Linked DNA regions of Homo sapiens: region 1 is linked to region 2. Evidence: chromatin contacts called from ENCODE Hi-C or POLR2A ChIA-PET data. All regions are on one chromosome and are shown on one strand. Each heading gives the region's core, a stretch centred on a gene start or an enhancer-like site at or near the end of the contact. The rest is flanking DNA. Distances are from core to core; before and after follow the strand shown.

Region 1 (5,532 bases), core at 2,704-5,203, 94 kb after region 2:
GAGGTTACCCTTTGGGGGCCAGGTCAAAGGTTAAGTTTCCCTATGGAAGACTACAACTGGAGGGCAGTCCACAGGCCGCCATGAAGTATACATTGTTTTGATGAAGACAGGAAGGGGAAATATGGGACTTGGAAGAAGGAAGAGAAGATGGCAGCATGTCAAAACTCTTTGGCAATCTGCAGACCTTTGTGCTATATTTGAGCTACAGAGAACCACGACTTTTTATTTTGAGTTCTTACAAGACTCATTTTAGGTGTGGAGAGAGCTCTTCCCATGTGGGTCTGCAGCTCTAGAATTGGGTAGTGCCTTGGATGGCACAGTCCTGGTGTATCCTGCAGGCTGAGTGGACAGGAGGGCGTTGACTGGGTGTGTGTGATACAGGGTGGAAGCCAGCTCCGAGAACGCAGCAGGAGAGCCAAGGCTGTGCTTCCTGTTCCTGCTGGCCTGGTTGATTTGTCTTTGTAATCCTAGTCAATGCATCCAGCGTCTCAGTGCATATATTGAATAAAAAATGACGAATGGCCTTGTTGAATTGTCAGGAGTGTAGAAAATGAGGCTCAATCAGCACTTTGGGTTCTAAAATACTGTCGTTTTTCAATCTCTTCTTTCAAGATTATTGGTATAGACCTTGAGGGAAATCTGAGTTCAAAAGGAAATAGAATATCTTTGGAATTTTGCAAAAGTGTGAGTCATCAGGACTTGAGCATACATTCCCCTGGTGTGCTGCAAATCAGATATGAAACATCTTCCTGAGGTGGCATGGTGGTGGTATAAAAGCTTCATTATAGTACAGAATGAAGTGTGTACTTATATAAAACACAAGTCTTCGAAGACATTGCAAGCTTTTGGTGGTTGCTTTGCACTGTGCCTCTGTACATGTTCACCTGCCTCTGTCATTCAGTGCTTTTGTGAAAATGGCTGGGAAGCATTGACCAGCTCAACCTTTTCTCTCTAGAAGGAAGACTGAGACCCAGAAAAGTCAAGTGACAGCTAGTCAGTGGTAATGTGGGCCCTGAAACCTAGCTGCCCAGTGCCCAGTCCACCTGATGGTATGCCATACACATCTTCCGTTTGGTGAAATAGCCCATTCTTGGAGTTAAACTTGTGCCACATAAATCTTGCCCTTAATAGAACAGTATCTTGGGTTTTTAAATGTCCCCTACATAGTGGGCTGGGAGAGATAGAAAATACAGCCACTGTCACCCCTTCCCCTGCTTACTAGGGCACTCCAAATGACCATAGCACATTTTTTCAGTGGAGTCTCAGAATTCTTCAGGTCAACATTGGTCAGCCTTCACTGTTGTGTGGGTGTTTGCAAATAAGACAGCACCTGTTTGCCCTCCTGGCCTTGCTAAATCCCGTGCATATGGAAGGCACCCTATAAATGTATGCCTGATGGATATGAGTCCTGTTGGTTTGTGAGCTTCTTAAGAACAAGGCTGACATCTTGTTCAGTTTTGGTTCAAATCTAATACATAGAAATGGATATTCAGTAGGTATTTGTTGAACTCTTTGATTCCCCAAATACACTAAAGGCTTTTAGAGAACAGGAACCAGGGTAAACATTTCTTTAGAATGATCTTTTACATGCTGGTACTTTGAAAAAAAATTGTGGTAAAATATACATAACATAAAATTTATTTTAACCATTTTAAAGTGTATGATTCAGTATTGTTAAGTATATTCACATCATTTCTTGCCCGGAAATGATGTTGTTTCATATTATGAGGCCATAAAGTATTGATAAGCTAAACAAACTTTAACTCAATATATGATTGTGCTGTATCATTTAGTACTATATTCTAATGTGTATTAGTGGCAATGAAATTTAAAGTTTAACATATTTATGGTACAAGTTGAAATTTAGTCTCTTAGCTTATTATGTGTTTTTCCAATCCGGTTAAGGACTGCTATGAGTTGAATTCAGCAGTTGTATACCTGGCACCAACAGCCTTTGAGAAACCAAGTAATTTAAGTTTTTAATTGAGTAACAGAAAATTGCAACTAATAAAATGCCTGGCTATATTAGCTTATTTGTCATTTATATGTTGTTAGTACTCCTTAACTCTTGGTAGCTTTAAGATGAAACCAAGAGTGGTTTCAGTTGCATTCTGTGTTCTGATTGAAGCTGAGGCTTGATTTGTGGCTTGAAGTTTGAAAGGAAGTGCCTGTTTGTTCAGGGAACACCAATTGGACTAACAGCTGTCCTCTGTATTAAGGCCATCTTTAGCTTGTCTTGCAAATACTTTCCTTGTTCACTAATCCCTTCTCCCCACCCTGCTTCCTTTAGACCCATGTTAATCTATTACCTGGGAGCAGCTCTAGATTCTTGAGTTGGTAATGACTAATTTCTCCGTTGCTCTCATCCTGTTGAGTTTAATAGGCTCTCTTTTTTCTTACTGATGTTTTCATGATGAGATTTCTAATAAGTTATTTGGGAGCTATCAGAATAGAAACTAATAAATATTATCTATCTATTAGCTGTCAGAATAAAAGCTTACTGAGGGTCCTGAACTGTGAGGCCACTGAAGGCAGGGGTTTGGGTCTGATTTATCTGTGTTTGCCTAGAGCTTTAACAGAGCCTGACACTTGTAACTCTTAAAAATATGCTTTAAAATAAATCTAAACTCAGGCATGGTGGCTCATGCCAGTGATCCCAGCACTTTGGAAGGCTGAGGTGGGAGGAAGGCCTGAGCCTAGGAACTCAAGGTGAGAGTGAGCTATGATTGTGTCACTGCACTCCAGCCTGGGTAACAGAGTGGAGACGCTGTCTCTTTAAAAAAAAAAAAAAAAAAAAAAAAAAAAAAAAAAAATCAAACCTCAGTGCATAAGACACAGGTGTTTTCATCTGTGAACGAGAGTAGACACATTCTAGTAATACCCAATGTTTTTGTGAATTTCTTTACAATTGAAACTATTTTCCACTTGTAGAAGTTGGGAAGGAACTTGGGGAATGGCCTGGAAAGGTAGACCACCATCCTCATTTCATAGAACAAGAAATGGAGACCTAGGATTTGTCATAGTCCTGCAGCCAGCTACAGACAGAGCTGTGCCTACAATTCCCTTCTTGTCCTGAGTTGTTTCTGCTTCATTTCCCACTAGAACCCCATCCCGCCCTCACCCCTAAGCAGAGGTCCAGCTAGCTAATGTGTCTGTTTTTATAAAATGCCACCAGAAGCTTAAGTACGTCGGTTCGTGTCCCATCAAACTTGTCCAGATCTCTTTCTCATCATAGAGAGGTACCATCCTGAGTTGCTCAGATGATAAACATTTCTCCATTAGAAACTAGGCTCGGATTTGCCTGTGGCCACAAATCCAGAAGCAGCTGTGTGTTCCCCATGTTTCTCACCAACCCCTGCGTCATGTTTCTGAATAAGGAGTCCTGGTTACCGCCACACCCCTCATTCATTGCTTTAGATTAGATGAAAGGCGAGGTGCCTGACTCAGGCCACTGACTCACTCTGCTTGGGTGAACCCAGCTCCTCCCGGTAGGAAGTGATTGCCCCAGGCAGGTTGAGGAGTGCCCACAGCATCCAGGACTAAAGCATTTGGACCCTGCAGCTATTTATAAACAGCACTTTACAGTGCTTTCAGTCTGAATATTGGGACTCCCCTAGAAAGGACAGATTCAGTCCTTTCTGAAAGGAGGATAGACGAAGGGTGAGGAGTTCTTGTTGGATGTATTTTCATAGCTGAAAGGTTCCCCTGAATGCTGTCAGTGCCATGGATGTTCATAGGGAAGGTTAGAGTTCCTGTCTCTGATGTCATTCATTTTATGCTGCAGCTCACTTGACTGTGGGACTCCCTAGGAAAGCTTATCTACCTTTTCAGCTGTTGCACCTCTTTTCTTCCATGTAGTTTGCCCTCTGCCTTACATTCACTCTTCATTGTAATGCCCCAGTTGCCAGCACAGTGCCTGGCGCACAGTAGGTACGTGTTTGTGAGCTTGCTTTACTGATGTGTTGTCATGCCTCTGGAACGGGCTGTAAAAATCAATCTTTGACTCTTTGCCAGCAACTGCCCACATAAAGAGAGCATGTGTGAGCTTGTTTTATGCAATTACAAGGTTTGCTTCATGACTTGTGGGCGCTGATTTTTTTTTTTTAACCTCACTATCTCCATCATTTTCTCTGCAAGATTTTCAGTGACCCTCGTGTCCATGGACTGACCTCCATTTTTAAAATTTCATTTTTAATTTATTTTTGAATAGGTAGTACAGTCACATGGTACAAATATTAAAACTACAAAGATGGAATGAAAGTCAGCCTCCCACCCTTGATCTCTGGGCATCCTATTCTTCCTGGAGGCAACCATTGTTTTACCAGCTTACTGTGAATCTTTCAGAGCTACCTATACATTTACAAGCAAATATGTACATAGATTTTTTTTACCCATTTGCCATGTAGATTCTTTTGCACCTTGCTCTTTTTCTCTTGGTATGTTTTAATGCCTGTTCAATCTTGTAAATAAAGAGCTTCCTTATTATTTTTAATCTCTGCATAATACTCAGTTTCGAGGATGAACTATGATTTATTTAACCAGTCTGGGTATTCAGATAATTTCTAATCCTTCGCCGTTAAAAGCAGTGCTGCAGTGAAGAACTTTATGCTTCCCTCATTTCACCTTAAATGAATTAATTTAAGGTGAATTAATTAATTCCTAGTGCAGAGTGGCCTGGCCGGCGTTGTTGTTTTAATGGTCACGGCTGATTCTGGAGGAGTGGCTGCCCTCATTCCTTTCTATCCTAACCATCTGATAGGACCACAGGCTACGCTATCAGTGGGTTTAGTAGAGTCTTTTCAACAATCGAGTTTCCAGCCTTATGCCCAAGCTGTTGGATCCCTGAAGGCTTCAATGTTTGTGTCCTAGCTGTACTTTATGCTTGTTAAAATGTATGTGTTAAAATTAGAATGGCTTGTTGGAATGTGTAAGATTGCGTATAGTGTTTCATGTTTTATCACTGTGTTGAGTTTACAAAGTTACTTGATGTTATTTCTTTTTTCTTTTTTGAGGCAGGGTCTCACGCTTTCGCCCAGGCTGGAGTACGAGTGGTGCACTCACGGGTTACTGCAGCCTCAACCTCCTGGGCTCAGGTGATCCTCCCGCCTCGGCCTCCCGAGTACCTGGGACTACTGGCATGCACTACCACGCCTGGCTAATCTTTGTATTTTTTGTAAATATGAGGTTTCACCATGTTGTTCAGGCTGGTCTCAAATTCCTGGGCTCAAGTGATCCTCCCACCTTGGCCCCCAAAGTTCTGGGATTACAGGAGTGAGCCACCATGCCTGGCCCATCGTTTCATTTGATCCTTGCAACACCCTATGAGAATATTTAGATAGAACGATTTCACAGATAATCCATAGTGATACTCAGCTAACGGGTGGTACTGCCAAGACTTGAACCCACCATTCTTGTAACTTCCTTGATATCTCTAATTATGGTTTTGGTCTGCCAGTTTGTTATGGAGCAGAAAAGAAGATGTAAGCTTTCTGGAGGTAGTAGCTGCTACAGGCATACACTATATTATCTCAG
Region 2 (5,328 bases), core at 1,242-3,741:
AATATTTATTTGTGCTTCAAACCAATGATGTATTTTTTCATCAAGATTAATAATATTTCTGTATATCTACATATGACTTTATTGGCTTGCATTTTGCATAATCTTACATCATCTTGCTTTTTTGGCCTTATTTGCAAACAGGGCAATTTTCTGGTCGTAAGAATCATGTTCGTGTTAGATCAAAAAAACAGTTTGAGTCATTTTAACACTTTTATTATGAGAAATATTTTTAAAATAAGTATTTCATCTATTTTATTGCAGATAATTCTTTCCTTTGCACAAAAACTGTTATTAGTCTCATGAAAAATAGATGTGTTTAGAACTAGCGCCATGATACATCACTGACATTCTTCAAAAGTTCACATCTGATATCCCATTCAAATTCTTGGTTTTTTTTCTCATAGTTTTCTACAAGCCTCTCTTTATTAGACTCCAGCTTTTGTTGTTTCCTACTTTTTCTTACACTTGTGTTGTAGAAAGCACATTGGATTAGCAACCAGGAGACTTTAATACTAGTTTTAGTTTAGTACAATTTGTTCTGCAGTTTGGCCTCAGCTTAATAAAACAAGACATTTGACCTGGGTCAGAGATGAAAAAAAAATTTTTTTCCTCCCTGCAGCTCTAACTCTGATAGGTAGTAACTGCCTGAATGACTTGTTTGCATTTCCAGGATAAATCCTATTTGGTCATAATGCATTGTCCTTCTTATATGTTATTGGATTCAATTTGCTAAAATTTTGTTCAGAATTCTTGAGTCTTATTTATGAAGAATATGGGTCTGTAGTTTTCTTGCAGTGTCTTTTTCTGGATTCTGTTATTGTACTAATTCTGGCCTCATGCAGTATTGGAAAGTATTCCTTTCTCTTTACTTTTCTGGGAGAGTTTGTGTAGAATTGGTATTGTTTTTTTCTTAAATGTTTGGTAAAATCCCCAAGTGAAGGAATTTGAGTCTGGAGCTTTCTTTGTGGGAAGATTTTAAACTACAAATTCAATTTATTTAACAGGGCTATTTAGGTTATCTGTTTCTTCTTGAGTAAGCTTTTTTAAGTGGGACTAGGGCAGTATTTGGTCTATGGTTAATGTCACCCAGTGCCAAGTGAAGGCCCTTTTGAGTAGTCTACCTGATACCCTGTGAGTTATGAGGTCTGGCTAGTGAGAACAGGCATTGTTCCCAGCCCTAGGTGAGCTCCCTGTACTCCTTATTCCTTAATTATTTCAGGTAATTCTTTCCTACTGTCAGGCAGTTTCTTCTCATTTATATCGAACAAATAGTCAACTGAATATTTAGGGGGATCCTCTGCAGATTTCCAGAGTCCTCTCTGCAGCTCTCTCCTCTCTGGTATTCCACCCTGTGAGCTCTAGCTACCTCGGCCTCCCCAGTTTCCTCTACTCAGAGAGACAGCTGACTCCATCTGGGTTTCTCCTCCTTGCACTGTGGCCTGGAAACTCTCTCAATGCAGTAAGCTGGGAAAATCTTAGGGCTCACCTCATCTGTTATCCCATCTTTCAGGGATCACTGCCTTTCATTGCCTGATGTCCAATGTCTTGAGAACTGTTGTTTCATATATTTTGTCTGATTTTTTCGTTGTTTGGAGTAGAAGAATAAGTTCGGTTTCTGATCCTCCATCTTGGTCTATAATGGATGTCTCCAGATTGGATAATTTTTACAAGTTCATTTAAAATTGTGATTCCAGACCTCCAAAATCACCTTCTTTGGGTGATTTTTAGATAGACTTTGGTTACTTAAATTCTGTTTTTAATTTTGTGTTTGACAGTTTCTTCATTCTAATATCTGCTGTCCTATAGATAGGTTTTGGCATTCTGCTTGCTTCAGAAAAATCCAAAGCACTTCCACCTGTCTCTGTGTGTCCCCTGGCATGGAGGAGGGCAGACATCCACCATGTTCCACAGGTGACCCTTCTGAGGCGAGAGGAGTATGTGATTTGTTCAAGGTAGAATATTTCAGTAGTAGCAGAATTCTAGAAATTGATTAAGGTACTTGACCCTTGGGTCAGAGAACTGAGCCGCCCTCTTTCTGCATAAAGTCACCTTTTGGGTACCCAGGACATTTTAATCTTGTTGGCATTCAGTCTGCAAATAAAGCTGACTCATAAGTATATCCATTAAACACATTTTAAAAAGAATACTTGGAAGTTTCCTATCCTGCTGATGTCTAAAATTTCAAAATCAACTAGTCATTTATTTGGGTAAAGCAATCCTCTTCTAAGCATTTCTTCCATAATCCAGTTGCATCTCAGGGAAATAATGTAAGTTAACATTCTATTTTAATTAACTACTTAGATTTTTTTTTCTCCTACAATAACAGGAACAGGTGAAAACCCTCATGTCAGTAAGCAGGGTATAAAAGGTGGGGAAAAGTGTCCGGAGATGGCTTTACCTGTGAGTCAGCTTTATTTGCACACTGAATGCCAACAAGATTAAAATGTCCTGGGCACTGAAAAGATGACTTTTTGCAGAAAGAGAGTGGCTCAGCTCTCTGACCCAAGGAGTAAATCACCTTAATCAATTTCTGGAATTCTGTTGTTACTGAAATGTTCTACTTGCACAAATCACATACTTCTCTGGCCTCAAAAGGGTCATCTATGAATCAGGGTGGATGTCTGCCATCCTCCGTGCCAGAGGACACACAGAGACAGGTGGAAGTGCTTTGGATTCTTCAGAAGCAAGATGCAGACACAAAATATGTGTAGGATGCATTGTCAGCTTTTTGCTCATGATTGGAACAAGGCTGCAGACTTAATTATCAAGTTTCATCCCTCTGTCAATGGATGAAGAGTCATCTTGGGGACAAGAACAAGATCTCATTTAGTTATCTAGGTATTTTAGATGACACTTGGTTTTTTAAGGAAGGGATGATTTTTGCATTCCTGTGGACTTCTTTCTGAAGTCAAGCTGAAATGAAGTCTCAGAATCCTCATGTCATTTTGTTTTCTAAACAAGTAAAGTGGAGGTCAATGGCTCCAGGGACCTTTGCCGCACAAAAAGAAACACCCGGCCAGGTGCAGGGGCTCACGCCTGTAATCCAAGCACTTTGGGAGACCGAGGCAGGTGGATCATCTGAGGCCAGGAGTTCGAGACCAGCTTGGCCAACATGGTGAAACCCTGTCTTTACTAAAAATACAAAAATTAGCTGGGCGTGGTGGCAGGTGCCTGTAATCCCAGCTACTCAGGAGGCTGAGGCAGGAGAATCGCTTGAACCTGGGTGGCGGAGGTTGCAATGAGCCGAGATGGTGCCATTCTACTCCAGCCTAGGCAACAAGAGTGAAACTCTGTCTTAAAAAATAAATAAATAAAAATAAAACAAATTTTAAAAAACACCCCATATTTGTGCTCCCAAAGTGGTCACTAAACTTTGAAATCCATCTCACAGGGTTTGGTGGGGTGGGAGTGGGGGGGAACTAAAATTCCATATGGAAAGGAGGTGGAAGGTGGTCCATGAGTCTCTGGTTTTAGGTATCCTTCATGGGCAATTATCCTGTCTACTATTGGGGCTTGATGAGGTAAGGTGAAGTCAGGGCAGAAGAAATGGACCCCTGCCTCCAAGAAATAATCTTAGTCATTAAGTTAGCATTTTCACAATCTTTTACCTTTTTTTGACAGAGATCTAGAAGACAAGACCCAGAGGACACAGGGAGCACAATTATTCCATACTGTAAGGCATAATTGAGTCAGACTCACATTGATGTACATCACTTTCGCTGGGGCACTTTTGTAAAACATCAGATTTCCAGCCACTACTCCAAGAGATTCTAATTCAGAAAGGCTGGGAGAGGGCCCTCAGTCTTCATTTTTAACAAAGACCCAGTGTTTCTGATGTCTACCTCACTTTTAGAAAGATTGACATAGGTCTTTTAAGCTACAGTCAGTGACTCTACTGGATGGTCCAAGTGTTTCCTAGGAGAGAAGCTTTTCAGGAAATGGGAGAACTGTAATCATTGAGGCACAAAAGAATAACTGAGGCTGGGCACAGTGGCTCACACCTTTAATCCCAGCACTTTGGGAGGCCAAGGCAGGCAGATCAGGAATTCGAGACCAGCCTGGCCAACGTGGTGAAACCCTGTTTCTACTAAAAATACAAAAATTAGCCAGGCGTGATGGCTCATGCCTGTAATCCCAGCTACTCTAGAGGCTGAGGCATGAAAATCACTCGAACCCTGAAGGCAGAGGTTGCAGTGAGCCGAGATCATGCCACTACACTCTAGCCTGGGCAACAGAGAGAGACTCTGTCTCAAAAAAATAATAATAAAATAAAAAGAATAACTGAAAAGATCCACTGGCAGGCAAACATGGAAGGTGATTCTGTAAAGAGAAGAGGGTGCTGGGACTCTCTGACGACCACAGCTTCCTCTTCTCCTGTGGTCCCTTGTCCTCAAGACTCAGGCGTGGGCCACTCCAGGCTCTGGGTGACACAGACAATGTTAAGATGGTGCAGGTGTCACAGAGAATCAGAATACCCTCTGTCTCAGTAGGAGGACTTGGAACTTGATCACGTTTATCCGCCAAACAAAAACAAGACCTGTGACTGAAGTCACCAGCGGCCAAACTTGTACAGCTGTCCCACAAAGAGAGGTGGCAGCAAGGGCAGCCAGAAAGTCATGGGAGAGCCCTGCCTGTGGATAATGAGCCAGGGTGAGGTCTGAGCTTGGCAACCTTTCTGCTGGGCACTCGTGAAGCCTGTTGGCAAAACCTCGTGTGCTGGAGCTGGGAGCTGGGCCAGGCTGGCCTGTTCTATTAGATTGGGAAACAAAGAAAAATCTAGCCAAGGCTAGAAGGTCTTACTTTGGCCTAGGGTCATTTTTTGGCGACCACACTAGGCCTTGGTTTCATATGGACACGGAGGGAGCTGTATTAGAAGGGAGCTCCCTGAGGGTCCTCCATGCCTTCTTGTTCTGCGATTGAATGAAATAAACAGGACAAAGTCCTTGGTGAACTGGAAGCTGCTCCTTATGTGCATATTTTTGGGTCCCCAACGTGATCTCAGGGCACCTTGCTATTCAATAGGCATCATACACTTCTTTGGACATGTGTTGGGAGGCAATGAGGGCAACCCTCAGAACATGCGGTAGCGTGAGTGGTGCGGTGTGTGAGTCTATGTGTGTCTCTGAATGTGTGTGTGATTGTGTGTGTTTCTAACCTAGTTTTGCTCATGAGGAGCTGCCAACAGGAAGAAGGAAGGATTATTTTGCCACAAGGAGAGCTTGAGTTATACAAAGAAATCCCTTTTTAATGCAGTTGCTGGATTTTGTTTCCAGGAATACAGGGCCTTACCCAGGCTTTGTAGCTCCTGCTCTAGTTCCTGCCACCCCC

Evidence for each region. Hi-C counts contacts between places; a loop is a spot of excess contacts on that map. ChIA-PET counts read pairs that join two places held with the same protein, here RNA polymerase II (POLR2A).
Region 1: a loop to region 2 is called in a map of PC-3, with 2.6 times the contacts of the local background. The contact joins two enhancer-like sites. A Hi-C loop is called at or near these places in 4 of 168 maps with a recorded cell type or tissue (PC-3, endothelial cell of hepatic sinusoid, right lobe of liver and 1 more). POLR2A ChIA-PET finds 5 or more read pairs at or near these places in 4 of 52 experiments (OCI-LY7, WTC11 and activated T-cell).

The regions. Positions count from the first base shown.
Region 1 is chr2:172,438,783-172,444,314 of GRCh38, forward strand. All of the region lies in intron 1 of ITGA6 (integrin subunit alpha 6), which reads left to right. Among named protein-coding and RNA genes, the nearest start is that of ITGA6, 14 kb to the left of the region's middle. Within about 2 kb of position 3,954, at least 13 of the 41 ENCODE cell types and tissues checked have a DNase peak (open chromatin) inside an H3K27ac peak, as active enhancers do; they include PC-3, where a contact is called at or near this core.
Region 2 is chr2:172,346,645-172,351,972 of GRCh38, forward strand. All of the region lies in intron 4 of LOC107985960 (a long non-coding RNA gene), which reads left to right. Among named protein-coding and RNA genes, the nearest start is that of ITGA6, 78 kb to the right of the region's middle. Within about 2 kb of position 2,492, at least 2 of the 41 ENCODE cell types and tissues checked have a DNase peak (open chromatin) inside an H3K27ac peak, as active enhancers do; they include PC-3, where a contact is called at or near this core.